4 separate regions of the Mus musculus genome follow, and all the other regions are linked to region 1. A link is a loop called in an ENCODE intact Hi-C map of the cell type or tissue named here. Cell type or tissue: heart. All regions are shown on one strand. Each heading gives the region's core, and the rest is flanking DNA. Links, peaks and the distances in the headings are about the cores only. Region 1 holds the start of Xrn2 (5'-3' exoribonuclease 2). Region 2 holds the start of Kiz (kizuna centrosomal protein). Region 3 holds the start of Ralgapa2 (Ral GTPase activating protein, alpha subunit 2 (catalytic)). Region 4 overlaps Kiz (kizuna centrosomal protein).

What was found. Peaks named below come from ENCODE experiments on the same cell type or tissue, not always from the same donor. Only the 100,000 strongest peaks of a DNase experiment are listed, where the experiment ranks them.
Region 2: a loop joins it to region 1, with 2.9 times the contacts of the local background. A loop is called at or near these places in 6 of 42 quality-filtered maps.
Region 3: a loop joins it to region 1, with 2.2 times the contacts of the local background. A loop is called at or near these places in 5 of 42 quality-filtered maps.
Region 4: it touches region 1 in a loop (2.5-fold over the local background); 2 of 42 quality-filtered maps call a loop at or near these places.

Annotation. Positions count from the first base shown.
Region 1 is chr2:147,009,964-147,017,268 of GRCm38, forward strand. It overlaps Xrn2 (5'-3' exoribonuclease 2), which reads left to right and starts at 3,036. Exons shown (of 30, transcript NM_011917.3): 1 at 3,036-3,233. The coding sequence starts at 3,159. In heart, for the core only: no CTCF peak of the experiment used is centred there; DNase peaks (open chromatin) are centred at 3,048 and 3,548; H3K4me3 peaks cover 2,958 bases; H3K27ac peaks cover 2,512 bases.
Region 2 is chr2:146,852,004-146,859,308 of GRCm38, forward strand. Kiz (kizuna centrosomal protein) reads left to right here and starts at 3,877. Exons shown (of 14, transcript NM_001033298.4): 1 at 3,877-4,040. The coding sequence starts at 3,919. In heart, for the core only: CTCF peaks have their summits at 3,754 and 3,958; a DNase peak (open chromatin) is centred at 3,838; H3K4me3 peaks cover 1,576 bases; H3K27ac peaks cover 1,530 bases.
Region 3 is chr2:146,508,502-146,515,806 of GRCm38, forward strand. Ralgapa2 (Ral GTPase activating protein, alpha subunit 2 (catalytic)) reads right to left here and starts at 3,503. Exons shown (of 41, transcript NM_001033348.3): 1 at 3,293-3,503. The coding sequence starts at 3,398. In heart, for the core only: a CTCF peak has its summit at 3,514; DNase peaks (open chromatin) are centred at 3,740 and 4,220; H3K4me3 peaks cover 1,877 bases; H3K27ac peaks cover 1,686 bases.
Region 4 is chr2:146,956,327-146,963,631 of GRCm38, forward strand. The region is part of intron 12 of Kiz (kizuna centrosomal protein); the gene reads left to right. Among named protein-coding and RNA genes, the nearest start is that of Xrn2, 53 kb to the right of the region's middle. In heart, for the core only: CTCF peaks have their summits at 3,149 (motif pointing right) and 3,381 (motif pointing right); a DNase peak (open chromatin) is centred at 3,115; H3K4me3 peaks cover 1,302 bases; H3K27me3 peaks cover 215 bases.

The DNA.
Region 1 (7,305 bases), core at 767-5,766:
ATTGGGCTGAGTACTTCCCTAAATTTTGTAACTGGCTTATTAGGACAAGTCTTTACAATAGACAGGAACTTAGCACAGAATAGCTTAGCGCTGTGCGTGTGTGTGTTGGGGGTGGTGGGAGAGGCTCATGTAATGTACAAACTTATTGTTACTTCTCTAATGCTGTGATAAAATACTATGACCAAAGCGGTTTATAAACGGGTTTATTTGAGCTTACAGTTTCAGAGGAAGAAGAATCCATCACCATGGAGGTTGGGAAGCATGGCAGCAGGCAGGCATGGCAGCTGGCACAGAAAGCTGAGAGCTCCTGCCTTAAACTGCAAGCAAGAAGCAGAGAGAGCAGACGCGGAATGTTGTGTGGCTTTTGAAACTCTCAAAGCCCACTTCCTGTAACACACTCACTCCAACAAGGTCACACCTCCTACTTCTCCAAAAATGGCCACCAACTGGGGACCAAGCATTCAAATGCCTGAGACTATGGGGGGCATCTCATACAAACCACACCTATCAATCACATTACAAGAAGAGAGATTTTTTAGCCCCAAATCCCCTGGAACCAGACTTAGACCTGTTGTTGGATGATAGGCTTTTTTCTTTCCCTCAGTGATGCAGTTATGGGCCAGATTAGACCACATGCAAAGTAGTTAAAGGCAGGCTTATTAGGAGGCAGCTCTCAGGTGGGTTCACTGGTCTCATAGGTGGAGGTCAGTGAAGTCAAACAGCTAGGCTAGAAGCAGGGGCATTTCTGAGTCTTGGGCTCAGGGTGTGAACTAGGAGCTGGGATTGTGTCTACATATGGTCAAAAACTGAGTCTCTGGGCAGGCACTCTTGGGTGCGTTGTGGGAAACATGGAGACAAGGCATGGTGACCTGTTAGCTGGGAGTTCTTTCCAAGTAGGTGGGGGAATTTTTTCTGAGTGGCAGGGGCTAGAGGTGGGGAAGGAGGGCAAATAGGGTTTCCCAGCTTGTGCAGAGGGATGACCAGGGGTTCCAGCCTAACACTGTAGACTAGCATGTTCCTGTATATTTCCTTTGTTTTTTGACCCAGGCTACTCTCCTGCCTCTTCAGCCGTTTTAGTGCTAGGATTACTGGTGTGTGGCCTCTTTGCCAGACTAGGAAGTTTCGGTGCTTATCATTTTATGCAGCTTTGCCTTCTTTTTACATTTCAAAGTTCAAAACCACTTGTGATGGACTCTGGGGGAGGGGCTCAATGTAGCAAGCTGCCTGCTCCTATCCAACTGCCTATGAATTTGTGTTCATATAAGAACATAGCACAGCCGGGCGTGGTGGCGCACGCCTTTAATCCCAGCACTCGGGAGGCAGAGGCAGGCGGATTTCTGGAGTTCGAGGCCAGCCTGGTCTACAAAGTGAGCTCCAGGACAGCCAGGGCTATACAGAGAAACCCTGTCTCGAAAAACCAAAAAAAAAAAAAAAAAAAAAAAGAACATAGCACATCCCAGAGGACACAAACTCTTAAGAAGGGGCTATTTCCAAATAATATTCTTAAACACACACACACAAACACATATACGTGTACACACACATATGTGTATATATACACTATTCTAAAACTAAACATAGGCTAGCTACCTCTCTAAGCATTTAAGTTACCTCTACATTAGCATTTAAATGAAGTCATTAAACCATTGAGGAAGGGGCAACCTTTACTGCCTGACAAGCAGCAGAGAAACACTTTAGAGGTCTCTTAAGGTGAGCCTTTGTGATTGTGATTTGTCAGGCCTAGGGGGGATTCAGGGAAGAGACTTTCAAGCTTGAGCAAATGGGCAGATACCTCCCTCCTCTTTCTAGACTTCTTTCATATGCTGCAGGTGGGATGGGGGATATGACAGGGTACATTTGAAGCCACCAGAAAAGAAGGGATACAAATATCATGTTGGTTGAGAACAGAGGATTAAATGACCCTTGGTTAAAGTGAAATACAAGCAGTATGAATAAGCAAGCAATTTAGCTCTTTGATAACCCGTTATCTGTGTTACAAAAACAAAAAACCAAACCCCCCCCAAAAACGGTAGAGCAAGACCACAGGATGGGTGGAGTTGTTACACTGTGCCTGACTCAGGCAAACAATCACTGCCTCAAGGCCAGGCTGTTACTGCCCACATAGAAACAGGCTTCCTCAAAACAAGCCCCTTTTAGCTTTTTACTTTCCTGCCTGCTGCATGCACGTAATCTAATAAACTGCTTTTTCTGTTTGGAGAATATTTTTTACACTGGAGTCACCCAAATGACACGGCCAGCCAGCACAGAAGGCTCAACTGGTGATTAAATAAGAAAATTCTTTAGTTCCTTGCCTAAGCACATCACAGGTACTCAATAAATGCTAGAACGTGATATTAGCAAATTTTGGCTAGACTCTGCAACTGTTTAAAGTGACCTCGTTGGGCTGAGAGATGGCTCAGCAGTAAAGCGTTCATGCTGTTTTTCCAAAGTAGAGTTTGATTGCTGGCAGCCACAGCAGGCTGAATACTGCTGTTTGTAACTCCAGCTCCAGGGGATTTGAAACCTCTGGCCTCCACAGGTACCAGCACTCGTTCACAAAGCCACATGTACATATACACACATTGCGTAACTAAAAATAAATCTTAAACATATTTTTAAAAAGTTGCTTATGCAAAGCAGATTTTAAAAAAAAATTGCAAAACACTTGAGGATGCTTTTTCATAGTTCGGCCAGGCACAGCAGCATAGAAATGAGAGAAACCAGGAAATGGAAACTAGAGTGTAGATGCTTCTATTCAGCTCAAGACTGATTGTGAGAAAGGAAGTAAGATAGGCCACGCCTTTCCAAAGTCTCGGCCACACAAGGACTTTGCGGCTGCGGGCCTAATGTGGCCGGCGCTCTTGGCTGGATTGCCGGAGAAGGCATCCGCCAGGAGTCGGCTCTCAAAGGCTTTACCAGAGAACGCGGCGAGCCAGGTCTACAGCTCGCCCAGCCGGGCCTCCACTCCGGCAGTCTAAATGAACTTCCACTTAACCGAGCTCCTTTCCCTGCATCCCCCGCGGTGGTGGTATGACGTAACTTCCGGCCGCTGAACGCACGTGGGAGGAAGTGCTGGTGCCCGCGGCTGCCGCTCCTGCTAGTCTCGTTGGTTACACTCTCCCGCTGGCCCGGCTGCTGTTTCGAGCTGCCCGCTGGTCATGGGAGTCCCGGCGTTCTTCCGCTGGCTCAGCCGCAAGTACCCGTCCATCATTGTCAACTGCGTGGAGGAGAAGGTGAGGAGGCGGCCAGTACGCCGGAGTGGGGACCCGGCGTGGCAGGTCTAGGCCGAGGCCCTCGGGGATGGGCGCCCGCCCCAAGCTGCCTCACGGGCCGCTTCGCGGGTTCGCGGTTCCGGAGGCGGTCTGGGCGGAGCGAGGGCGAGTAGGGGGCTTTGGGGGCTTGGGCGGCTCCTCCCCCGCCTGCGAAGCGGGGCACCCCAGGCTCCGCCCACGGCTTTGTTCCCTCCGCGCCGCTCACTGAGCTCCAAAGGGCGCCCAGGCTAGTCAGCCCCCCTAGCGCGGGCAGCAAGGTTGGCAGGGTAGGGACCGCTGGTTGGTCCACTGTCTTGAGCCCGGAGTTCCCGTTGGCTGGATCGCTTGTTTTCCACCCGAGCCTGGCCATTTGTTGCAGTTAAGCGTGCGCGGGCAGCAGCTAGTTACGAAGGACTAGGCTAGGGGAGCGCTCTTTCTCCCTGGCGGGCTTTGCTGTACGAATGCCGGGCAGCTCGCTGTGTTTCACTTCCTGCCTCCGTTAGTTTGCTAGTTTACAGGCAGACTTTTAAGTCGTTCCGATTCGTGAGTGTTGCTTTTGTCGTTCGCGTAATTCTGTCGAGTTCGACTTTGTACTCTAAGTTAGAATTTCTGGATTGGAAAAGTTCCGGGCACATGTGTCCCCTCCCACTTTCGGCTTTAGAACCGCCTCTCTCCAAGAACCTATTTCTCCCGCTGAAGTTATTTACTTTCTCACTTCCTGTCTTAGAAGAAACCAAAAGCTTTGTTTTGGTGACAATCCTAGTATATTTTTGTGTTCTCCAAAGACAAATTGCTAAGCTGAACCATTATTTCTTTATAAACATTGTGTTCTCCTGGGGGGGGGGGGTCTTCCAAAGGGAGAGCCACTTTTTCGTAACAGACACTTTGAACTGTTTTGGTTGTGTCTCTTAATATGGTTAAGTTTGATTTATCGGTTTTAGGTCTATCTAATTTTGGGTAGAAGAGGAATTAGCTATTTATTCACCACCACCCCAGTTTTTCTAATGCTAATCCATAAATCTGACGGTAAAATTTGTAATTTAACGGAGAACTCGTTTAAACGTATATCGGGCCAAGGCGTGGCACATACTTTTACTCCCAGCACTTGGGAGAGAGGTAGGCTTGAGTTTTGGAGGTCAGCCAGATATACACAGAGTTCAAAGCAAACCAAGGCTTACGTAATGAGACCCTCTTGCAAAACAAACAAAAATTCTATCGCCTATACAAAGTATCATTTCTATTTCTAAGATTGATGTTATTTCCCCGCACCCCCCCCCCCAGCTGTTTAACTTTTTGGTTCCCCTGTACATTTTAGTTCTCATTCAAGATTGTCAAACCTTTGACCATACAAGCTTCGATAGAAGCAGTGTTGTTGGCTGTTTTTAATTGTGATTGTAGTTTAGGCTGTTTATCTTTTATTCGCGCTAGCTCCTCCCTTACCCCCTCCCTTTCACCCCTAGTTGGGTACACTTTATACCTTTCCCCATCCAAATTCTTTTATCAGGCATTCCGTCAAGTCCTTTTTTTTTTTTTTTTTTTTTTTTTTTGGTCCATTGCGCCTCTTTTTTTTATTAGGTATTTTCCTCATTTACATTTCCAATGCTATCCCAAAAGTCCCCCATACCCTCCTCCCCACTCCCCTACCCACCCACTCCCACTTTTTGGCCCTGGCGTTCCCCTGTACTGGGGCCATTGCGCCTCTTTTAAGTATTAATTTTTTAATTTTTTAAGTAGGATCTCCCTACTTAGCCACAAACTCCAGACCCTCAGACACAGGCAAGCTGGGATTGCCTGTATACTGCCACTCCCAGCCTGGAGTTGTCTTTATGTCTGTTTTCTTCACAGCACTTTTTTCAGTATGCTTCCTGGAAAGGTGCTTCTTGAGAATTACTCTTTGCTAAATAGCTCATCTTTCTTGGCTTAAATCTATCCTTGGTTTTTACGTTTGAATTGACTTTTTAGAAAATGCCACTGTGTGATCTGAGTTTTCTGTCATTGTAGGTCCCAAAATTTATTTTCTCCATGAGTATGAGTCCAAGCTGGAAAACCATTTCCCATGAAGATGTTGGAAACACTCTTTCCAGCTGTTATTGTTGATGAAAAGTCACATATTTTCTTTTAAGACAAGGTCTCACTGTGTTGCTCTGGTTGGCCTCAAATTTGACTGTCTCTAATTTCCCAAGTGCTGGGATTAAAGGTGCTGGCCCCTAGGCCTGCCAGTTTTGTGACATTTATTTAGCCAGGTTTTTGGTAGCATTTGCCATGTATCAGACCCTGTTCTGGGCACTGTATTGATATTATGGTGTTAGGTACTTATTTCGGAAAAGAAAGTTGTTTTTCAAGCTTTTGAAAATTTTCAATATTTTTGATAACCTATTCAGCTAACGTCAGTACCAGTGTGAAAACTGGGAAGGTCATGTGCCTAACTTATGACCCTCCCCTTTTATTGTTCAGAATTGATCAGTTTTTTGAGTGCTTGTATTAGTTATTTTCAGTGTTTTCATTGTGCCATTTGCACACATTTACATGATATATTTAGATCCCATCCACTCTTCTTTTACATCTTTCTTTTCTAGGTCAACTAACTACCTTTCTACATTGACTTTTTCTGTGTGTGAGCTGGCAGTTAGTGTTATTTAGAAGAATATGGGTGAGAGCGAGCTTTCTTGCTCACACTCTCCCCTTCCCCTTTTTTCTCTTCTATATGGTTTCTCTCCTGGAACTTGCTCTGTAGACCAGGATGGCCTGGTCTCCAATCTCAGAGTTCTACCTGCCCCTACCTACTGAGCTCTAGGACTAAAGGTGTGCACCACCACCTGGTGAAAGTTTTTAAGGATGTACATATGTGCACAGACGCAAGTTCCCAGGACAGGAGTGGAGGGACAGTGACATGCCTTGGCGTGTGTATTGGAGGTCAGAGAACAACTTTGAAGTCAGTTCTTTTTTCTAAGTAAGCACCTGCTGGTTGGCCTCTATGCTACTTATTCTTCCTGGTTCATTGACTTCTATGTTACATAGTTAAATTTTGAGATTAGTTGATATTGGTTCATGTATTAACCATCTCTTTCATTTTTGAAACATTGTCATTTTCTATGCGCAGCTTTAAAAGTTAAAATACATTTATTTGTTGAATATAGTGTGGCTGTACTATATATAATTATATATAATGAATTTCATTATCATATTCTCATGTGCATATGTTGCACACTTTATTCTTTACTCCTTCCCATTGCCTTATTTTGGCAGAAGTCAAAAATCCTCTTGAGACTGTGTCTTACTTTGAATTTTATTGCTGTGAAGAGAGAGCACGATCAAGGCAACTCTTAAAAAGGCAAACATATAATTGGGGCTGGCTTACAGTTTGAGAGGCTCAGCACATTATCATCATGGTGGGAAGCATGGCAGCTTACAGGCAGATATGGTGCATGGAACTGAGAGTTGTACATCTTGATCCAAAGGCAGCCAGGAAGAGACGGTCTTTCTTCCCCAGGCAGTCAGGAGGAGAGTCTCTTCCACGTTGGGAGGAGCTTGAACACTAGAAGCCCTCAAAGCCTGCCAGTACAGTGACACACTTCCTCCAACAAGGCCACACCTAATAGTGCCATCTACTTGGTCCAACCATATTCAAATCACCACAGAATGTACACATTATTTGTCGCAGTCTGGTTGTTTAGCATAATGATTTCCAGTTCCATCCATTTTCCTGCAAATGGCATAATATCCATCACCTCTGTGGCTTAATAATACTCCAGTGTATGTATTCACACATCTTCCTTCAGTGTTCATGAAATTCTTAAGCTGTTTTTATAAACTGGACACTGGTACTTTATAGTCTCAATAAATATGAATGTACAGCTATTTCTGTTTTATGCTGGCTTGGATTCCTTTTAGTCTATATTCTAGAGTGGTATAATAGCTAGATCGTAGCATATGCTAATTCTGTCTTTCTACCTTTTTCTTTTTTTTTTTTCTTTTTCATAATGGCTGCTGTCTAGCAGTGTGTGTGTCAGCACTCCCCAGTATCTTTGCCAGCATATGATGCTTGATTTCTTTA
Region 2 (7,305 bases), core at 826-5,825, 160 kb before region 1:
ATTCCATACCTTTCCATATTAGTCCAGGTTTACAGAGAAACAGAACAACCAGGCAATACTTGGGGAATAGGGTGGAAACTGGCTTGCCAGACTACAGGAGATAGCAGTCTTATTTCCTAAGTCCTTTGAGTAGATCTGACACATCTAGATACAGAGATGCTGTGACTTAGATATGATTTCAATGTACTCCCCCAAGTGTTCATGTTCTGGGAGCTAAGTCTTCATCATGGTCTTGGTCTTGAAATGGTAACATGTTTCCCAGTTGACACTCAATGCAGAGTAATTACATTGCCTCTGTAGGTGCTTCTTTCAGATTGACAGCTCTTGTGGGACCTCAGGCTGTTCTCCTTGGAGTATGATGCTGTTAAAATTGCCTGAACCCTGAAACTACTAAAACTTTCTGGCTTCCTGTGTCACCATGTGATCTCTGTCATAGCTGCTTCACCATTCTAATGTCATCTGCTATTAGGCCCTCGCTGAGACCCAAGCAAGGGGTCATTTGACCTTGGTCTTATGGCCTTCCAAAATATAAGCTAATAAACCCTTTTCATTTATAAAGTTCCAAGCCTCATACACTTTGTTATAGCATAGAAAATAAACCAACAGAGGCCATCTGCTTTACTCAAACTCTTCTTATTTAAACATTAAACACATCTAAGAAAACTGTTGGGATCCAGGCGTCATCCCCCAAACCACACAAATGCTGACCTGAGTCAGATGGGTATGGTTTATTGAATGCATGTGGTAATACTGATTGATCAGGATCATACATCAGAATTCAGGGGTGGAGTCATGGCATTGAGTGCCTTTTTATGTCAGCTTATAAAGGAAAAACAAAAACACAAAAACCATAATGATCTCATATGCAGGTGCAAAAGTGTTGTGCGGTGGTCAGCTTTGACTCGAGCCATTTTAAACATAACATTTCATATTGTCCTTTGATTTGATGGATCCTACAGAAAGCTTTGTGGAATACCTAACATGCACAAGGCTCAATTTAATTTTTTTTAAAGAACATGATTTTTTTAAAAGGTAAAATTTTAATCTCAACATATTCTCAAAAGCCATGCCCTTACTTAGATTAGAATAGTCTGGGGGTTGGGGTTGGGGCCTGGTCATCTACAGGCCTTGAAGGACTTACCAAAGTACTGTAGTAAAACTTTAGTTAGATATGTATAGGTTGCTTTTCTCACTGCTGTGATCAAATGCTAACAGAAGCACCTTAAGGTGGATTCGTTCTGGTTTGTGGGTTAAGAGGGAACAGTCTGCCATGGTAGGAAAGGGATGTCAGAGTTCACTATAGCAAACGTGTGTAGCTGAAACTCCTCACATCTGGGTAGACACAGGAAACAAGGAACAGGGAATTCTGACGCTCTCTTGTTGACTCGGTCTCTATTCCACCTGGACCTTACAGCCCCTGGGATGCTGCAGGCTACATTCAGGATGGATCTTTGTCTTCCTTTAAATCTCTCTGGAAATACCCTCAACCAAGGCATGAGTCTCCTAGGTGATTCCAAATCCAATGAAGCAGATGATGATTAGGCATCACACTACAGGCTGTAAATTAACCTCAGTACACTAGCACTACATCAGTGTGATAGAATGAGTTGACAGAGTAACTAAAAGCCATATCAGTGCTAACCTTACAACTGGGCAAGAGGGTCCTGCACTAGATCTGCATATTACAGGCCTGCTCTTGTCCCTTCCTGACCACTTAATGTGAGGTCGAGTGGATGCCCATGGCAGTTCACACACAACTCCTAGAACACAGTCCCAGGTACCCAGAATCCAGGCATTTCCAACTCAGAGGGTCCCAGACTGCTCTCCAGAGTCTTCAAAGATCTCTTTCCTGGGCCGTTCTTATAAGGAACCATCACTAGTATTTAGCTTTAGGCCAAAAGGAGGCTGAGACAAACATATGGATACAGATGGGATTGGTCGAATGGGGAGAAGGCCGGGCACATGGATCCCTACTGTGAGTGAGGTGTGTCTCATCATGCAACCCTGAAATTAGGGAATTATTAATTTAATTAGGGTGGAAAATTAGGGGGTGGATTAGGAAAGAATCAGAGAACTAAATTCCACATATTTAGGAACATGGACTGTATTTCCATGTTCTTAAAAAGGTATATTGGTCAAGGCAGGAGCAGAGACCCTATTTTGCTTATAGCCCATTATGCTGATTTATGACATTTTAATTCAATGAAGCGCACACGTGTGCATGTTTGTGTGTGTGTGTGTGTGTGTATGCATGTGTGTTAGAGTGTACAAGTAGAGGTTAGAGAACAACTCTTGGGAATCAAATCAAACTCAGATTGCCATACCTGCAAAGAAAGCATGTTTCATTTGCTGGGCCATCGTCTGGTCCACATGTTTTTGTTTTTAAGCCAAGGTCGGTCAGGCCCGCCTGGAATTAGAGATCCTCCTGCCTGTCCCCTTGAGTCCTGAGATTACATGGATATATTCTACCTTTCAGCATTTAGGCAGACAGTATGAGGAAGGAAGGATAGGCAAAATCATAATTTAGGGTTGCTGACTTGACCATTTCGTTGCTTCCCCTAATGCCAGTATGGTACTATAAGTCAGAGCGCAATGGACATGTGCAGTGTATAGTGAGCATGTTATAGTGGGACAAGACACGGACACATGCCGTCAGAAGCAGCTTAGATTTATTATGCCTTGATTTTTCAATTGAGTTTTGGTCATTACACATTCAGGAACGGTTTACTGTTGCTGAACTTTTTGACACACAGCTCCCTATCCCTAACCCATTCAGATATGGTGCAATCCCCATGGAGTCCTGACACACTATTAAAGAAATGTTGGTGTCAGGGATGCTTTGCATGAAAATAAAACTACCGACTTGAGAAAAGAGACATAAAATTAAAAGTCTAGGATAAGGAACCACATTGACTACAAGTACGTGTGTACATTTTTTTTTTTTTAATTTCCTATTCCAAGTGGGTTTTAGAATCCAGTTGTCTTTCTTCAGGAAGCCTTTTGCCATGTTGATGGAGGCAAGAATAAAGACTGATTCTGTTCTGGGCCTTTATAACCAGTAGTTCCTCTGAACTGATCTAAGGTTAAGTTAGTCTTGCTGTAATAGTCTGCCCAATTCACTCTGGGGCACCTAGGCTTTTTGTATGGTCACAGCTGAGTTGTGGGACATAGGGTTTATGCCAATGTAGTCTGGCTGGGGGCCTTGTTGGAGAATTGACTGCAGAAGTAAACGGTTTGATTCACAAGGACCTAGTTAGAAACCAAATCTTTCTCCCCTGAAAGGGCTGATGGCAACCTGAGCATTGAAAAACATTCCAGCGTGGGATGGCATATTTGGTTTCTTTGTTTGTTTGTTTTATTTTGTTTGGGGGTGGGGTTTGGTGTTTTGAGACTAGGTTTCTCTGTGTTGTCTTTGTTGTCCTGGAACTCACTCTGTAAATTAGACTGGCCTCGAACTCAGAATTCCTACTGCCTCTGCCCGTAGTGCTGAGATCAAGGGCATATTTGCGGTTCTTAAATTTTGTTTTCTTCTAGCTTTTTGTTTTGCTTTCTAAGTGCTGGTATCAAAACAATCTTGTCACAGGGTCTCTCACTGCAAATTCTAGGAAGGTAAATAAGAAACTGCATCTGATAAAATGAATGCGTGTAGGACGGATTCTGTAGGGGAAGAGAAACACAGCGGTAGCAGAGAGAACGTGACACAGCTCCCTTGTCTTCTCCCTGTACCACCAGGGCTGCTCCACCCTTGCCAGTCTCTCTGTCTTCGCCCCTCCCGGACCCACACCGCGGCTAACCCCGCCTCCTCGGCGCCCCGCCCTTCGCCCCGCCCTCTTCAGGCCGCTAGGCGCCTTGTTTACCCGCGGTGCATGTTGGGGCGGTCTCCTTGGGCAACGCTGGCCCGCCAGCTGCCCTGTGGCAATGCCGCGAGGGCGCGGTGGCGGTGGTGGTGGCCTGCGCCAGGCCTCCGCCACCTCTGCGCCCTTGGCGAGCCCCAGCTACTACGAAAGGGTGGGCCAGCTCCAGCAGGCTCTGCGGGACAGGTACGGCCGCGGGACGGGGCAGGGAGTCAGCGGCGCCACTGAGAGCATCGGGGTACGGTGTCCGGCCCACTTCCCGCCAGTGGTTCACTAGTGTTGGAACTCGCCTGCGACCCCCAACTAGCCCCAGAAGGGGTTAGGAGCACAACTTTACCACGGATGCCCCTTGTTTGAAAGCGCAGAGAGACTGTAATCTCTCATGACAACCAAAGCCAGGTCCCTCAGCCTGCGGATGCGGCCGGAAGTGAGAGTGGGAGTTTTTTTGCCTGCCAGTCTTGATCAAACCTTGTGAATTTCTTTAGTCCTCTCTAGTCCTACATGCCCCCTCCTCACTCTCTCTTCAAGTTGTCATCCTACTTTGACAGCCGCACTGCATCAAAGATGACAGGTCCAGGAACGCAGGCTGGAATGGTGTGTGTGTGTGTGTGTGTGTGTGTGTGTGTGTGTGTGTGTGTGTGTGTGTGTGTGTGTTTGCGCGCGCGCTGTAGTCTTTTAGAAGTGTCTGGGGCTGACTAAATTTCTAGTAAAAGGATGAAATTTTCAACGGGTTCAGCTTCGAGGGTTGGGATTGCCTTTGATTAAGACATGAAAGATGAGAACCATTGGAAAAAGCTAGATCTAAGAATGCATAAATAGAAAAAAGTACAAAGCAATTGACTATAAATAACCACATGGAAAGATAAGTTGTTGGAACACTTATTTAGCTGCCAAATTAATTGGACTTAGAAATCTCATTAGTTGACAAGAAAGGAAATAGATTTTTGGATCTTTTGATAAACAAAACATTTAGTGGGTGTTAAAGTTACAGAATCATTCAGAAGGAACAGGAGGGCTGTAACAATTCTAAGATCATAACAGTAATTGCAGGTGAGGTAAAGTAAGTGATTTTTCAAAGGAATTGCATCTTACACTAGACTTAATTTTTGCCAATTACTTGTTAAGTAACTCCCACGGGCCCTAACTCTTCTTTCCGTGTTTTATCTTCTTTCTACATCCGTTTTTTTTTTTTTTTTTTCCTTCTGACACAGTCCTGCTCACCTACTCTAGGGATCTCTTAATCTCCCACTTAAGAAAAAAAAAATTAACCATTTAGGCGTATGTTGGTGGTGGTCTATGCTGAAGAGACAGAAATAGGAGGACCACAGGTTCAAGGCCAGCCTGGGATACAAGCCAGCCAGGGCAGCATAGTGAGAACCTATCTCCAACACACACACACACACACACACACACACACACACACACACACACACCTTTATTTTTCCTACAGAGCTTTTCTTTTCTCAATACTTTCTAATGTTTGCACCTTCAGTGTGCTTAGTGAGATCTCAGAGAGAATACAATAGAGAGAGAGAGAATGTGTGTGTGTGCATGCACAAGCACGTGTGCACATGCGAGCTCAAGTGTGCCTACATTGAGAATTTTAGGTGAGAAGCAACACCTTTTGCTCACTGTGTAGTACAATGGTGGAGGAGGTGTTTTTGTAAAATGTTTGAATTTATGGGTTAAATCCAAAAGTCAATTAGCCAGCGTCTAGGTGTTACAAATGCCTTATGTGGAATGCCATCACCTCATTGTCACTGAATAATGATCTTTTTTCCAGTTACCCAAGGTGGTGGTATTAGATCTCTGCATATATATATGTGTACACATATATATATGCATCAGCTAATTTAAAAGCAAGAACTTTAGTTTTAGTGCCTTTATCTCATTGTCTGTTGTAGTTCAAGAGTGGTATAGTTACCTTTGGCCTTTACTTATTTGTGTTTTGTAGGCAAAGATCTGCTCTTAAAATGTGACTGATTTAAATGACATTCTTTTTGAACTAGGTTAGTGGTAAGTTATTTTTGCCTCCTATGCTGGAAGCACCTGGTTCTTTATGGTCCTTATGGCACAATAACTGTAATGATTATCCACTTTATGTTTAGCACTTTTTGCTTTAATTAGGAAGCAAGGTAAGGTTGTTGAAGTTACATAAGAAACTGGAGTCAGATTTTATGGCCTGTTCATGGTCCTGCATTTGAAGATTTGTTTTATTTTTAAGTCAGTGTAAATCTATTGCTCTGTGTGATCATTTTTCATTTTAAGAATCTGTAAGTGACTCTAATTAATGCATGCTACACACAAGATAGAAGCAAATAACTCTAGAGAGGGAGCTATAGTAAATGAGTAGGAACATGAGTTCTGCCCATGACAAGTCATGAGACTTCACCAAGGGTCACACACACACACACACACACACACACACACACACACACACTAAATGTAATAACATTTTAAAAATTAAAGCCAGTCTCATCATAGGGACCACTATTTCCTGAAAGTCCATGTTCATCTTCAATATTGTGAATTTCACAGCAGTTGGAAATGCTTTTATCACTTTGGAAACTTTGGGGAATCAGGAGATTAACAGCAACAACAAGTACAGTTCAGCCTTCTTGGCCCTTTTAGAGGCAGTCATTGAAATGTTAGCTGATCTGATAACTGAGCTTGTTCATCGAAACTGTTGTATTTTAAACTCCAGTCATTTTCCTGTGTATTCCCACATAGGTGTAATTTTATAGCTTGAATGTTTTTCTATGTGTGTGTAGTGCTTTCTCTCCATTGTTGTGAAAGTCCGTAATTGAATCTGAAAGAGTCTAATGGAGTGACATGTTGCAGTGTGTATAGTGCCCACAAGTGTGGTAGAAACATATAAGTGCAGCTGATACTTAACAACTACTGTATATAAAAACATCCTTTGAAAGGTCCATTAACCAGCCCCAGTTATTTTCAATGGTGATACCGATTCAGGGCAACATATCATAATGGTTCAGAATTGACGCTGAGATATTAGCTGAGTACAGTTGAGGGTGATGGAAAACCGTGGTATTGAGACACAAATTGACTAAGTTCCTTAAAATGTAGAAAATTCAGCTTTGTAAGAACAGGCCAGCTGTGAAAACCCAGATGAGGGTACAAGTGACTGAAACAAAGACTCTGTAAGTATCTCAGGTTTGGGCATTTCAGAGATTCTGAAATAGAGATTTGATATGTAGGCATTATTTGATATGTAAGGATTATTATGGTGGTCCCACCAATAAGCCTTCCCTCTGACTTTTTACTGAGGTAAATATCCAGTGTTTAGACCTTATGTTAAAACTCATATGAAGGATTACCATTTGGAGATGCAGCAGCATGGAGGAGGGAGTTAGATGAGGAGTTGACAAAATCAGCACCATTTTTTCGTGGAATAGAGAGCCACAATGTGTCTGTGGTTGCTAAGATATGA
Region 3 (7,305 bases), core at 1,471-6,470, 500 kb before region 1:
AGCGCATGCCTTTAATCCCAGCACTTGGGAGGCAGAGGCAGGCGGATCTCTTGAGTTTAAAGCCAGCCTTGTCTACAGAGTGAGTTCCAGGACAGCCAGGGTTTCACAGAGAAACCCTGTCTCGGGGGAAAAAAAAAAAAAAAGTATCCTATTAATGGTGGGAAGAAAGCAATAAAGAAGAATCTGGTAAATGCCTGCTCCAAGCTGACATCATTACGTATCATACTCTCACTGTACCATATCCAGAGTAACAAAGCTGAGGTTCAAGAGCAGGCTAGGTACTGCCCCAAGTTGTGATGCTACAAGTAGCAGGCAGTGACAAGCTGCAGACTCTGACCAGTAGCATCATCCTTATATGTGAAAAAATACCAGCCCTATTTCACTTGAGTGACAAGCAAGAGTTGAAACACATACATAATGTGCAATACTAATTAAATTCATTCCCTTCAGTTGCCTTCACATTGACTTAACTCCTATCTTTCAGTTTAATAATACTTTGTCTTTTTTAAAGGTAATAACCAGATAAAATATTTGATGCTGTGGGAATTAATACTTTAATGCACTAGTTTTCTTTAAAGTCGTCAAACTACTATTGTAAAGCAAAAGTTTACACCAAATATTACGGCTAGAACTCCTCAATTTTTAAAAAATTAAATTTAATTTTTTTAACTTATCCACTTTACTTCCTGTTCACTGCCCCCCTCTCAATCATCCCTACCACAATCCTTCTCCCTCCCCCTCCCCCGACTCCCTCACCCCTCTCCCCTCCCCTTCTCTTCTGAGCAGGTGGGAACCCCTGTGGGTATCCTCCCAACCCTGGCACATCAAGTCTCTACAAGGCTAGGCACTTCTCCCACTGAGGTCAGACAAGGCACCCCAGCTAGAAGAACATATCCCACATACAGGCAACAGCTTTTGGAATACTGTTCCAGTTGTTCAGGACTCACATGAAGGTCAAGCTGCACATCTGCTACATATGAGCAGGGAGGCCTAGGTCTAGACCATGTATATAGAATTCCTCAATTTTATTTTTATTTTTTTGAAAAAAAAAAGAGCCCCTAAAGTTAAAGATCACAGTAGGACATAAAGGAAACTTGGCCACCATCAACAACAAAAGTATTCCTAATGAAATATGGAAGAACTCTACACCGCAAACAGTATTTTAAACAGATTTTTTTTTCACATACAAAGATGATTCAGGCTGCAGACATGGCTCAGAGGTTAAGAGCACCTGCTGCTCTTATACAGAATTTGGTTCCCAGTAGTCCCTCAGAGCAATTCACAATCACCTTTAATTCCAGCCCCAGGGGATCTGTCTACTGGCCTCTATGGTAACTATACTCACTAGCACAAAGCCCACCACACACACACACACACACACACACACACACACACATTAAAAAGATAAAATCATAAAGAGATGCCATTGGCCAGGTTCACAGCCTATCCCTGCCACTTGCACCTGGAAGGAGCCACACACCTTAGGGGAGAAATTAAGGATACTCAGACCTGAAAGTATCCATTTTCTCTGGACGGTAACAAAGACAGTGTATCTCTAAGAAACCACTCTGGTCTAGGTTTTCTGTCTTTATAAAATGTAGCCAACTTAATCTTGGCCTTCTTGGTCAGAACAAAGGTTTAAATTCTTCAGCACAGAAAAAGTTCCAAAGTATCAAATGCCTTAAAATACTGTTCAGTTCTCCTTTATCAAGAATGCCCCTGCAGCAGGAACTAATCAGATACTAAGGACCCAACACAAAGCACTTGTGTGCCTAGACATTTCACTACAGGAAGGAGAAAGTTCAACTTACCAAGAACATCACATTTTGCTTTCAGAAGTCCAGAAACTAATCCTTCTAACAGTAACTGATTTACATTCATTATAAACTGAACACATTAAGTGTAATATCTGGGGATCTGAGATAGTAACTTCAGTTGTCAAAATCTGGTGGGTTTTGAGGGGGAAGGGAGTAGGTTTTGAGGCAACAGTCATGGTTTTGAGTTTTGCATTTGGTTGGTTCATTGGTTGGCTGATTGGCTGGCCAATCCCCCACTCAGAAATAGTTTACACAATATAAATAGAAATAATTAGCAACTCTTAATCTCATTAACAAGAATGCTTAAAATTCTCACCTATAAAATGAATTCTTTTGTGCCCTATTTTCTCAAGTGGCAGATGGTCTAAAATTTTAAAAACACTGGGTTTTTAATTTTTTATTATTGTTTCAACAGTATACATATGTAGAAGAAACCTGTCTTTTCCTTGGCCCCCAAATACAGATAAGTCTGTCCAGACAGACAGAAGATAGAACTAATGCATAGCCTAGCCAAGCTACACATCACCAGCATCAGATAACCTGTGGACACTTCACACCCACAGGGGAGAGCTTTCAAGCCATCACAAGTCAATTCCAGGCCCACTTGGGCTCTGCAGAACCTCCACCCTGCAGGCCATGAATAGGGAAGGCAAAAGGGAGTAATGGTTGTCACTCTGATGATAAGGGAGAAGCTGCCTCCCTGGACCCAAAGAAAGCCTAGCTTCCTCTGATCAGAGCCCCCTTCACACCAAAGACCCAAGGAAACAGCTATCAGCCGGACCCTTCCATCCTCCCTCCCCCAACCCCCAAAAAATGTAAATTTAAAAGAGAGAAGGGCAGGAGAGAAGAAATGACATCTAATCTGTCCTGGGGTCAGCTGAAATCAATCCTACCTAAAGTCTTACACTCAAACATAGTAACATTTTAAAAGGAGAGTGAGTGAGAGATGGTAGTTCAACGAAGTCTGTGATGGGACCACATGAGCTATTGGTCTAACCCAAGTTGTCAAGAATTTAAATTTTTAGAATGGGAGAGGGAGAGGGAGGTGGCAGAGAGGAGGTGGCAGAGAGGTAGGGCTGCGTGTGCGTGTGTGTGTGTGTGTGTGTGTGTGTGTGTGTGTGTGTGTGTGTGTGTTCAAGCCCGCCCCACTTGTGCTTGGTTTATTTCCTGGAGAGGACAGCTTATAGTCACCTCTGTGCCTGCTCTCAGGCACAGAGGTTACCCGAGGCTAGGCACCCAAAAGAGAATCCTGGCTAAGTTTACACTTGGGACGACAGAGCAGCGCCCAGGGCCAACGTACAGCCTTCAGGAACAATGCCTCAAGGGTCCCGATCTAGGCTAGCAAAGGTCGGCTGCGCACCATTCCCAGCTCTCTACATCACTCGGACCTGAGACCCCATCAGGCCCACGCCGCGGGTGGGACCCGGCCCTCCCGGCAGGTGGCTCTGACCCACAGCCCACGCCCCACGCCTCACCCAGCAGCGCCCGCAGGTGCTTCAGGCGGGTCAGCACGTCCTTCTTGGGGTCCAGCACCTTCTGCGTGGACTTTTTCACATCTCCGTGGCTCCTTCGGGAGAACATCCCGCCGCGGTAAGCCTGGGCCCCGCCGGCGGGGCAGGAGGCGCCTGCGCCGCACGAGTCACTGCATAGGGTCGCGACGGGCGCGTGTCGCTCCGGCCACAAGCCGCCCCCCTCCCGGCCGCCTCGCCGCCTCAGCCTCAGCGGAGGCTCCAGGAAGGAGGGGCGGGCCGAACGGTCAGGGGCGGGGCAGGAAGGCGGTGTCGATGCGAAACCCTCGGCCCCGCCCCACGGGTGCCTCTGGTCCGCCCTCCGGCGCGACGCACGCGCACATCCCGGACTGTTCACGCACTAGGAGCCTGAGGCTAGGAACCTCGCGGGGACGCGCGCCCAGCTTCGAGTCTGCGCAGTGACCTCCAATCAGATTGCGGTGTTTTCCATATGACCAGGACCGCGAGCTCCCGCCCCTATATGGGCCGCAAGTGCTCCCGGGAACTGTAGTCCCCACAAGACGAAGCGCAGCGACCTGCTTTCCAGAGTGCTAGATGCCACCCTTGAAACTCACACTCCCTCCCCTCTACTGCCTGGCCTGCGTACCTACCCCTCCCAACCCCCCACTCTCTCACAGACACACACAAAGTAAGAAAAGCTGTAGGACTTTTAAATTTTGAAAACTATTTCTAGATTTTTTTTTTTTTTTTTTACTTCTGGATTCACACTAAGGAGCAAGACAAAGCACGTGTGGCCATGTCAAAATCTGATCTCTAATTTCACACTAAAGTAAATAAATGGCTTTGGTAGCAGAGAAGAGTGGGCCTGTTGTCCAGTGAGGTCCACTCAGTCCCCAAGGCATCTGGAACCCAATCTCAAGTGCAGAGGTCAGTCTTGCCTCTTGCTTTGCGGATAGAGCTCCTGGGTTATGCAAGGCCTCATAGCAATCCAATAACAGAACCAGAAATAGAACCTGAAGGACCTGACTCTCGGGCCAACATGCTTTTTAAGGCCAGATGCCTATTCACTGAAGCAAGACTTTAAGACAGAAGATGCTCAAATGATTTCTTACCAGAAAACTGACTATATAATTGTTTATTATCATCTGGATCCCCAAGGTTTGATATTTTGGCTTTATTAGCAAGTACCTAAAGAGGCACCTTAGAATCACATGTTTTTCATCCAAATAGGCATAATCCAAGAGTCTTTTTCTCTAGTGGAGGAAAGTGCTAGAAATGTACACACCCTTGTATTAAGCTTGGTATTTGATCTCTACAGGCACTCAATAAACTCATTAAGTTAAAAAAAAAAAAAGATGATAAAGCAGCCCTACACATTTCAACTCAGCATGCAAAAACTTCTCCGTTCTGGTAAATTCTATTTTTAGAGTTATCAAAATAGCATGGCTACGACTAAGATATACCCAAAGGAACAGTATTTAGCCAAAAAAACAAAACAAAACAAAACAAAACAGACTACAGACAGATCACCTAACAGCAGAAATCTCACAGACCTAGAGATGTAATCTCCATGCCTAGGATGATGGGAGAGCTGTTGCGCCTCCTGCATCCCCAGATGACATCATAGATGAAGGCCATAATCTCCCCAATTCTGTTGTAAGGGAGAGAAGTGATGCTGTCTCTAACATTACGGCAAGAGTATTTGTCACCATCAGTTTATCCTGTGCCCTGTTTCAGATTTTAAAACACATGTTCACTGTTCCATTCCTTTGAACAAGGACATCTTTTCTTACACTGATTGAAAAAGTAAAATGAATTTATCCCACTGAAATCAATTTTTCTCTTGCAATGTGAGCTCTCATTATTAGCAAACATCTAGTAAAGACCTATGGTGTAAAAACAAGATCCTAAGCCCAGGAAATAACAGATATTACAAGAAGCAGTTCTCTCACTGCCAGAGCTTCCAATCCAACTGAGGAGGAAAAACTAGACAAATATATGCATTTCTGTATGCTAAATATATGGCAGTGTTAGAAACTGGATAGACAAAAACCAGGCATCTATGCATGTAAGTTCATCTCATCTATCATACTTACAGAGTGAAGACATAAGACTGCAACACCCACCTCCCTTTTTAAAAGAATCACGTATTAGTGTTTTGATGCTTATTTACCCAGGACACCTCCCAGTTTTGTTTTGTTGGGGTTTTTTGATTGTTGCTGTTCTCTCAAAAAATCCTCTTGTTGGTCTTCTAACCCCTTGAGGAAATTATTCACCCTGAAGTTACTTACTTCTTCCTTGGGCTTTAGAGTGTCAAGTACTTTTCAGACACTCCATTGCCGCCTTAATCAATAAATAACAAACATGAAATTCAAAGTTTAAAACTTGGGGCTGGAGAGATGCCTCAGTGCTTAGGAGTTCTGGCTGTTCGACTACAGGAGCCAGGTTCAATTTCCAGCACTTCCATGGTGGCTCACAACCATCTATAACTCTAGTCTCAGAGGTCAGATGCCCTTTCCAGCCTCTGAGGACAGATGTGCACACAGGGCACAGACATACACCCATACACATAAAATAAAGATCAGTATGTGGGGCCAGAGAATTGGCTCGGTAGTTAAGAGCACTTGCTGCTCCTCCAGAGGATCCAAATTCTGTTCCCAGCACCTATGTAGGTGGCTCAAAATCACCTGTAACTCCAGCTCTAGGGTGTGTGACATTCTCTTCTGACCTCTGCAGCCATCAGCACATACCTAGCACAGACTTACACAATCACAAAATGTAAAAAAAAAAATTAAAATCTAAAAAAGAAAAATTTAGCTTGTAACAGACAAAGTAATGCTACTCTGAAATAACACTTAGAAAGAAAGAAAGAAAAAAAAAAAAAGACAGGATGTTACCAGTAGTTAGAGGAGGTGCTGTCTGCCTTGGGTGTTTCCAGGTTCTTGGCCTCTTATTCAACAATGAAATAAAAGCCTACACAAATTGCAAAGTAGAGAGGAAACTTTATTTAAAGCAAAGCAATAGAAAAAAGATGAGAATGCACAGTAGGGAGCAGCAGGCAGCATGTGTGAAAATACTCAAAGGTCCTAATTAGTGCTTGGAGCAGTAATTTGGGGCGGGGGCAAAAAAAGAAGAAGAGAATGAGTTATTTAGTAATTAAGGGGTACTTCTCCATCATGGTTAATAGATATGAATTATGCTAGCTTTGCTCCATAAAGTGTCTTATTTTAATCATATCCATGCCCAGTTATGCATAAGCATAAAATGGTAAATAGAAAATCCATAGGTGCACACAGTGTTGTCTTACTGAGCATGAACCCAAACTTGCTTGGGCTAGATCATTCTTTCTATTCTGATAGAGATGAATCTGTCTATGTTTGATGGTCATTAAAGAGAGGAGAAACAGTATCCCACTGTTCAGAGAGGGGTGTGTATGCAGCAGCAAATGGAAAGGTCCTTGGTTGCTAGCAAGTTGCCAGGTACATTGTTAGGAGTGAAGTGTGTGTGCATTGTTCATCGAGGTAACAGTCTCAGACTGCCAAGTACACTATTATTAGACTAGGGCTGTGGAAAAAAAAAAACAATTAAAATCCAGTACTACTAAACTACTTCCTATGCTTGCCTGATTCAGGGACAGTGCTTGCCTAGCATGTATAAAGTTCTGCGCTCTTTTCTAATATGTCAAAGTGGACATGGAATCACATGCCTATAATCCACCATCCTATAGGGAAGTAAAGGCAAAAGAAGAAGGAAGAAGAAGAAGAAGAAGAAGAAGAAGAAGAAGAAGAAGAAGAAGAAGAAGAAGAGGAGGAGGAGGAGGAGGAGGAGGAGGAGGAGGAGGAGGAGGAGGAGGAGGAGGAGGAGGAGGAGGAGGAGGAGGAGGAGGAGAGGGAGGAGGAGGAGGAAGATAAACAACTGGAAGTTCAAGGTCATTGTCTTAGTCAGGGTTTCTATTCCTGCACACACAACATGACCAAGAACAAGTTGAGGAAAGGGTGTATTCAGCTTACACTTCCACA
Region 4 (7,305 bases), core at 703-5,702, 54 kb before region 1:
GTAACAAGATGAGAAATGTCACTACGCAATGAGTTCAGCCCTGGCTGTGTGTTATTTTGTGTGTGACTTGATGGAGGGTTATGGTTTGGGTTTTTTGTTTATATAAAATAACAGCCGAAACTTTAGTCTACCTTTGAAAATATTTGCCCCAGAGCCAAGTATTGTTTTGCAGCTGTTGTTTCCTCGGTTTAAGACTCAATTGACACCTCAGTGAACCACAAATTAGCGTCTACAGCTGCTCGCAGTAGGACTGCTTAGAGACCACACAAAGGAGGCTGTCAGGAAAAGGGCAGGGAGAAGACATCAGGCCTTAAGAGAAATAAAGTGGCATGTTTCTTCTTTCTGAGACAATTGATAGACGACCGACTGGCAATTGCTCTGTATTATTTTTTATGTATGGATTTTTTTTTTAAGCAAGTCTTCCAGCCACATTACTCACTCCTTTCTTATGTGTCCTTGCTTACTCCCCTTAAAGGACAGAATGTATCTTTTCACACTTGCTAAAATGTAACACTTTTTGCAAGTTTTGTGAGCTATAATAAGTTCTGTGCTGAATTTGCCATCAGCATCGATAGTGATCATGCGGTGACTTCAAGTCACTTAGGAAACATTCATAATGTGAAGCTAAACAATTGCCTGATGCAGCGCCTACTCTTTTACTTTGGACTAAATACTATTTCAAACAGCCTGGCAGGTCTCCTTTGCAGTAGCATTGCTCGTTAAAAAAAGTGTCCTTTAGATGACTGCATACCTTTGAATTTACTACTTGACCCTGCTAAAATGTTAAAACATGACCTTTACATCGCTTCTGCCTTGTGTAATGTCCAAATAACAAAATGATCTAATCCAGAAATGTCATATTAAAAGGAAATGAAAATGGGGGAAAAAAATCTGTTCATTTGTATTTTACAGAAGCATGGCAGTATTTTAGGACCTGGGCTACTTGGATGGGTTAAGTTTCTCAAAACTTGATGAGTATCCAAAATGCGTTCTTGTTTATAAGAAATTACCTTTAATACCAGGTTTTTGTTTGTATTTTTGAGAAAGTAGGAACTTACTGGGTTTGGGAGAGTGTTGAATACTATATCGGTGGGTTATACAATAAATTCAAGTTGTGTGTCTTTTAAGAGGATTTTTAAAGGTCAGTAAATTCTACAGATAGTTTCCAGTTTTAATGTTACCATTTGGCTTAAAAAATGTATCCCTTTAGTTTTTAAGACTGTCAGAAGTATTTGTCCCCATTATGTTTTAAAAACATTAAAACAAGTCCCCATCCCACACACTGAGACAGGGTTTCTCTGTATAGCCCTGACTGTCCTGGAACTCAGTCTGTAGACCAGGCTGGCCTCAAATTCACAGAGATCCGTATTAAAGGCAAGCACCACTAGTGCCTAGCATTAAGACAAGTTCTTTATGTAGGTCCTTTGAGAAGTTCTTAAACACACTTAGAAAATAATAGGATCAGATAGGACACTTTCTCAGCCTGGTCATTTATACCTGGCCCCAGTTCGACAGAGGAAAAATAGAAATTGTTTTTCTACAAATTAAAGTATGGAGCCTCTTGTTATTATATTTCTGTATGAAATTAATTTTCAAATAAATCATAAGTAATCTCATCAGGCCCCTTTAAGAAAAAGAAACCCACTAAAAGGTCTTCCAGGAACCCTCAGTTCTGGACACTTGATAGTAATCTAGCATGAAAGGCTTTGAACGGTGAGTGTGGCTTGGTGTGCTGTTCTGCACAGTTTGGTTCTTGTGCTGGGTCTCTTATTGTTAATACCCCACCCTGGGCTTTGGAGAGCTCAGGTTTTGCTGTTTGTGCCTGGCTTTGCTGAAATTTCTTAGAGGCTTACATTTAAGGATCCCACTTACTGCAGTCACTCCTTGTGCTTTATTGCTTTTACAAGTGGTCTCGAAACCCAGTACTTGAGAATAAACATAACAGTGCTACGCTGCTGTAGCACTTTTAAAAATTCTTCTTTGCTCTGTTTTGTCAGTGAGCTGATGAGCAATCTCAAAAAAAAAAAAAAAAAAAAAAAAGACCCTGTTGGACCTTTAAAAAAAATGGCTTCCTCTGATGTCCTAGAGACAATAATTATGATGTGCTAGTTAAGCCCAAACTACAGCTGAGGGATTTTACTTTAAAGCAGGGGCTTGGGCGCAAAAATGCATTTATAGCTCTTTGTCTGCACCTCATTATGTGTGGGCCTGATTCATTAAGTAATTGGTTTGCAGTTGTTTACATGAGTATTAAGGCCTTCTTTTCAGCCGCCTTTGAGAGATACATTGTGTAAATGTTGCCTGTGATGAATGCAGAATGAGGGCCAGAGGGTCCCTCCTATTGGCTAAACAGTGCACTCTGTTGAAAAGCCAGAGAAAGGGATTGGGTGCTGCTTTGCATAGCAATGACTTTCTTAATAAGCGTTACAGATTAATACACACAAGCTATAAAAGATGCAAAGAGATACTCTTAGCACATTTATACATGCTCATTTCATTGTGACGGTGGCGGCGTCCCCGCGCTTTTAGATTCCGTTTTGCAGAGCAGAGGCTTCAGTGTGTGAGCCGTAATAGAATCCGATGTTTATTGTATTATAAATCACGGGCAAGTAGGCCGATCGGCAACAGTTTATTATTAAAGATTCTTTCAGTGTAAATCTTTTTCTACCATTGTATTTGCTTCAGTAAAATCATTTTGTGGTTGAGTGGGGATGAAAGGCATGATGTACGAAGGAGTGAGTCCTAATAGGAAGCTGTTCTCCGAGTAAAGACCACTTGTTCCCTTTTGTTCCGGGGTGCATGCCAGAGCTTCCTCTCCTCTGCAAACATTGTCTCTCTTTACCTTCCCCAGGAAGCGGCTTCACTCTCCAGGATCCATTTATTCAATGGAGAGTGTATCCTCACAGCTCCCTTGTAAGTTCAGCTTACGGGTTCCCTTGTAACTCCGGCCTTCTGGTTGAATCAAGATAAGATTTTTGCTGAAAGAAAAGAGTGTGTGCTTGCAGCATAATTGCCTAGGGGAAAGGTACTAAAAGTCACCGGACCACCCGCACCCCTTAACAGGGCCACCGTGGGTGGCATTTCTTGCCAGCCCTGCAGCCATGGGATCGGCCAGCGGAGGGCGCCAGCGTGCAGCTGATAATCAGTTGGTGGCCGCAGCTTTTCTTTCTTGTCTGGTCATTTATTTTCCCTGGAGCGGTATAAAGATACTTAGATACTAATTGTCCATTGAAGTAAAAACGAAAATTTTCTGGCAGTCCTTCATGTACCTTTATAAAGTGCACATCTCCATCTCCAGCTTAGGAAATCTGCATTGACCTTACAGTTAAGAAAAGTCACTTTATTTGACGGGAAGAAGTAAACTAGCTGGCCCAAGGACAGCAAAAATTACAGCACGTGCTGTAGGAGCTCCAACTGGCCATCAGGGGGCGCTCAGACTTTGTCAATTTAAACAGCCTCGGACTTTGGCGACCTTTAAAATTTAAGATTGGTATTTGTGGAGATTTGTTGGTATGGTTATTATTTATACTTTCGTTTCTTTCTGGATTACTTTTTCTCCTACATTTTTCCCAGAAAAAAATGTCTATTTTTGAAGGAAAGAAAATCCAGCCAAAGATGCTATTTGAAAAATTTTAATACTGATTACAAATCCACAGAAATTTTTGTGGTTCACAGCCAAGATAATACATCTTCTCATAGGTGGACTTGCCTCTCTTTTCATGTGTGTGTGTGTGTGTGTGTCGGTGTGTGTGTGTGTCGGTGTGTGTGTGTGTCTGTGTGTGTGTGTGTGTCTGTGTGTGTGTGTGTCTGTGTGTGTGTGTGTCTGTGTGTGTGTGTGTGTGTCTGTGTGTGTGTCTGTGTGTGTGTCTGTGTGTGTGTGCGTCTGTGTGTGTGTGTGTGTGTGTCTGTGTGTGAGTGTGTGTGTGTGTGTGTGTCTGTGTGTGTGTGTGTCTGTGTGTGTGTGTCTGTGTGTGTGTGTGTCTGTGTGTGTGTGTGTGTGTCTGTGTGTGTGTGTGTGTCTCTGTGTGTGTGTGTCTGTGTGTGTGTGTGTGTGTCTGTGTGTGTGTGTGTCTGTGTGTGTGTGTGTGTGTGTGTCTGTGTGTGTGTGAGTGTGTCTGTGTGTGTGTGTGTAGGCCAGAGGTTAATGCTGGATGTTCTTCTTGATAGCTCTATACCGTATTTTTCAATACAAGTTCTCTCAGTGTACTTGAAGCTCATCCATTTGCCTAGATGCAGCCACTGAGTTCCAAGAAGCTGCCTGATTCCATCCCACCCTGACCCCAGCACTAGAGTTACAGACACACATCCAGTTTTGACATGGGCACTGGGGATCCAAACTCGGGTCTTCATGTTTCACAGTAGGCATGTACTGACAGAGCCATATCAGTGGCCCTCCAGTCTTACAATTAGGCCCTAGAACAGGATGATGCGTCCCACTGAGGGCCATTTCTTAATTGTCCTCAACGTCACAAGTTGTATTCTTGGCAGGATCCTCAGAGTTAATTGCCAAATTCGAGTGGACCCCAAATCCAGTAATTCAGGTGTGTTTGTTAGTGGGATGTGGATTCCCCCCCCCCCCGGTATAAGGGAGGGAATGGCAGTCAGTATGTTGCTAACATTACCATAGTCCCCAAGTCTTCTAGTCTCTAAATTTGTCCACCTTTCAGGACCAGAAGTGAGTACCAAGCCCCATCCCAACTCTTCTGCTGTTGCTGTCTTGAGAAGGCTTATTGCATGCACCCCCTCCAGATAGAACAGCCACATTCTAGTGCTCTTGCTGGCCTGCTATGTAGACTTAAAGGGTGTCCTTCATGGTACCAGGTCAGATGCCATGCCCTAATGCAACATGCTATTCCATGCCTTTGGCCTTTCTGTTGTTTGGCTGGGATACACCTACTCAAATGCTTCCTGGGCAGAGGGTGGCTGTGCCATATACCATTCTAGTGGCCCCATGGTCCCATTTCTGTCACCACCTAGCTAGGTATAGGAGCTTGTTTCCCCTCCCCATGTGAGCTTCTCATTGGTCTGGCAGGTTTATCAGCAGAGCTGGGTAACTGCTGGACTTTCTGAGAGTGCTCAGCAGTTCACTCAAGCCTTCTTCGTGATGCAAAGCCACTTGCAAAGTGCCTCACCTCTGTCTGGTTCACCTTCCTGGCCTGTGGGACAATGTGTATTCTATCCAGTTATCTACAAGTGGTATGTGTAGGAGAGGCGTATGCATTTTCAAATGGAAATCTTAGCTCACTTCAAATTAGATTGCCTTCCCAAACTGTTCCAAAGCCATCTGCAGTCACAGTTTCAAGGAACAGGAAGGAGGTGGGCGTGCTTACAGGAAGCCTTCATGGGGTCTTTCCTGGCTCTGTCCTGTATGCTGAGGAGACTTGTCTTGGTCTTGACCTTCATGAGGATGTGGAGGCTCTTGGCATATGTCAGGGACCTGAAACAGCATTCCCAGCTGTGCCCTCCTTCGGGTGCCCTTGTCTTCAGTGAGTACTTTTGAAGGCAGAACTGGAGTGTGTTCTACTTTTTTTTTTTCTTACAAAGTGCCAAGTTTCCTGTGGTATTTTCATTTACACTTAGTTTGCTGGTTAGTTTTTGTCAACTTGATACAAACTAGAGTCACTTGGAAGAAGGAATCTCAATTGGAAAACACCCACATCAGATTGGCCTGTGAGGCATTTTCTTGATTGATGATTAATATGGGAGGGCCCAACCCAACACATTGTAGGCAATCCTGAGCCTGGTCCCAGGATGTAAAAGAAAGCAGGCTGAGTAAGCCTCGGAGAGCAAGGCCTGTAAGAAATGTAAGTAGTAAGAAGTGTTTCTCTCCATGGCCTCTGCTGCAGTTCCTGCCTCCAGGTTTCTGTCTTGAGTTTATTTTTAGGCCCCGAAATCTTATAGCTGTAGCTGTTAATCTATGTGTCTGTTCATTACCATGTTGTTCTTGTTGATCTGTAAGATACCTTGAAATTAGGTATGATAATGCCTCTAAACCAATGCCTCTAAACCTCCCCCCACCCCCAGGATTGTTTTGGCTATCAGAAGTCTCTTGTGCTTTCAAATAAGTTTTAAGATTGGTTTTTCTATTTCCATAGAAAACAGCACGAGAATTTTGATAAGGATTGCACTGAATCTGTGGATTTTGGCAAAATAGCAAGTTTCATAATATTGACCCCACTGATCCATGAGCATTGAAACTTTTTCCATCTTCTGATATCTTCTTCAATTTCTCTAAAGTATTTTAAAGTTTTCCTTAGAAAGGTCTTTAACTTCCTTGCCTAGGTTTATCCCAAGGTTATATATGGTTGGAGGGCAATTGTGAATGGGATTGCTTCCCCCATTTCTCAATATGCTTGTTAGTGATATATAGGAGGAGCTGCTGATTTTTATAAATTAACTTTGTATCCTGCCACTTTGCTGAAAGTGCTTATCAGTTCTAAGAGTTTTCTGGTGGAGTTAGTAGGGTCTCTTTTTTATAGAATCTGCAAGCACAGATAATTTGACTTTTTCTTTTCCTATTTGGTTCTCTGGTGTTTCTGCTCTAGCTTAGACCTTCAGTACATTTAGTAGACGTGGAGAAAGAAGACTGCCTTGTCTTTCTTTTGATCTCACTGGAACTGCTTTAACGTTTCCCTGTGTACTGAAACAGTGTTGGCTGTAGGTTGTGAGTGTTTTTGTTTTTGTTTTGATGTCTTACTGAATTTGGTTTGCAAGCGTTGTGTAGTGAACTTTTTCGCCTATGACCGGGGAGATTGGTTTGTCATTTGTCTTGTTTTTGTACCTTTATTGACACAGGAAAATCCTGGCATTACAGAAGGACTTTGGAAATGCTCCTTTCCTGTTTTATGGAATAGTTTAAGAAGCATTGGTATTAGTTCTCCTTTGAAAGTCGGGTAAAATTCACCAGTGAATCCATCCAGGCCTGGACTAGTAAATCAGACCTTTTTTTAATGCATTTATTGTATTTGTGTATGATGTTTGCTTGCATATATATGTGTGCCACATGAGTGCCTGTTGTCTTCAGAGGTCAGAAGAGGGTGCTGGGTCCCCTGGAAGTAGAATTATCCATGTTTGTGAGTGCCATGCAGGTGCTAAGAGCCATACCCTAGTCCTCTGTGAGAGCAACATGTGTTCTCATAACTGATGGACGTCTCTCCCATTCCTCCAGGATTTTTTTTGTTTTGTTTTGTTTTTTTAAATCAGTCTCACAGTTACTGAGCCACTGGCTTAGTCACTATTCTATTGCTATGATGAGACACAGTGACCAAGGCAACTCCTATGAAAGAAAGCATTTACTTGAGTGCT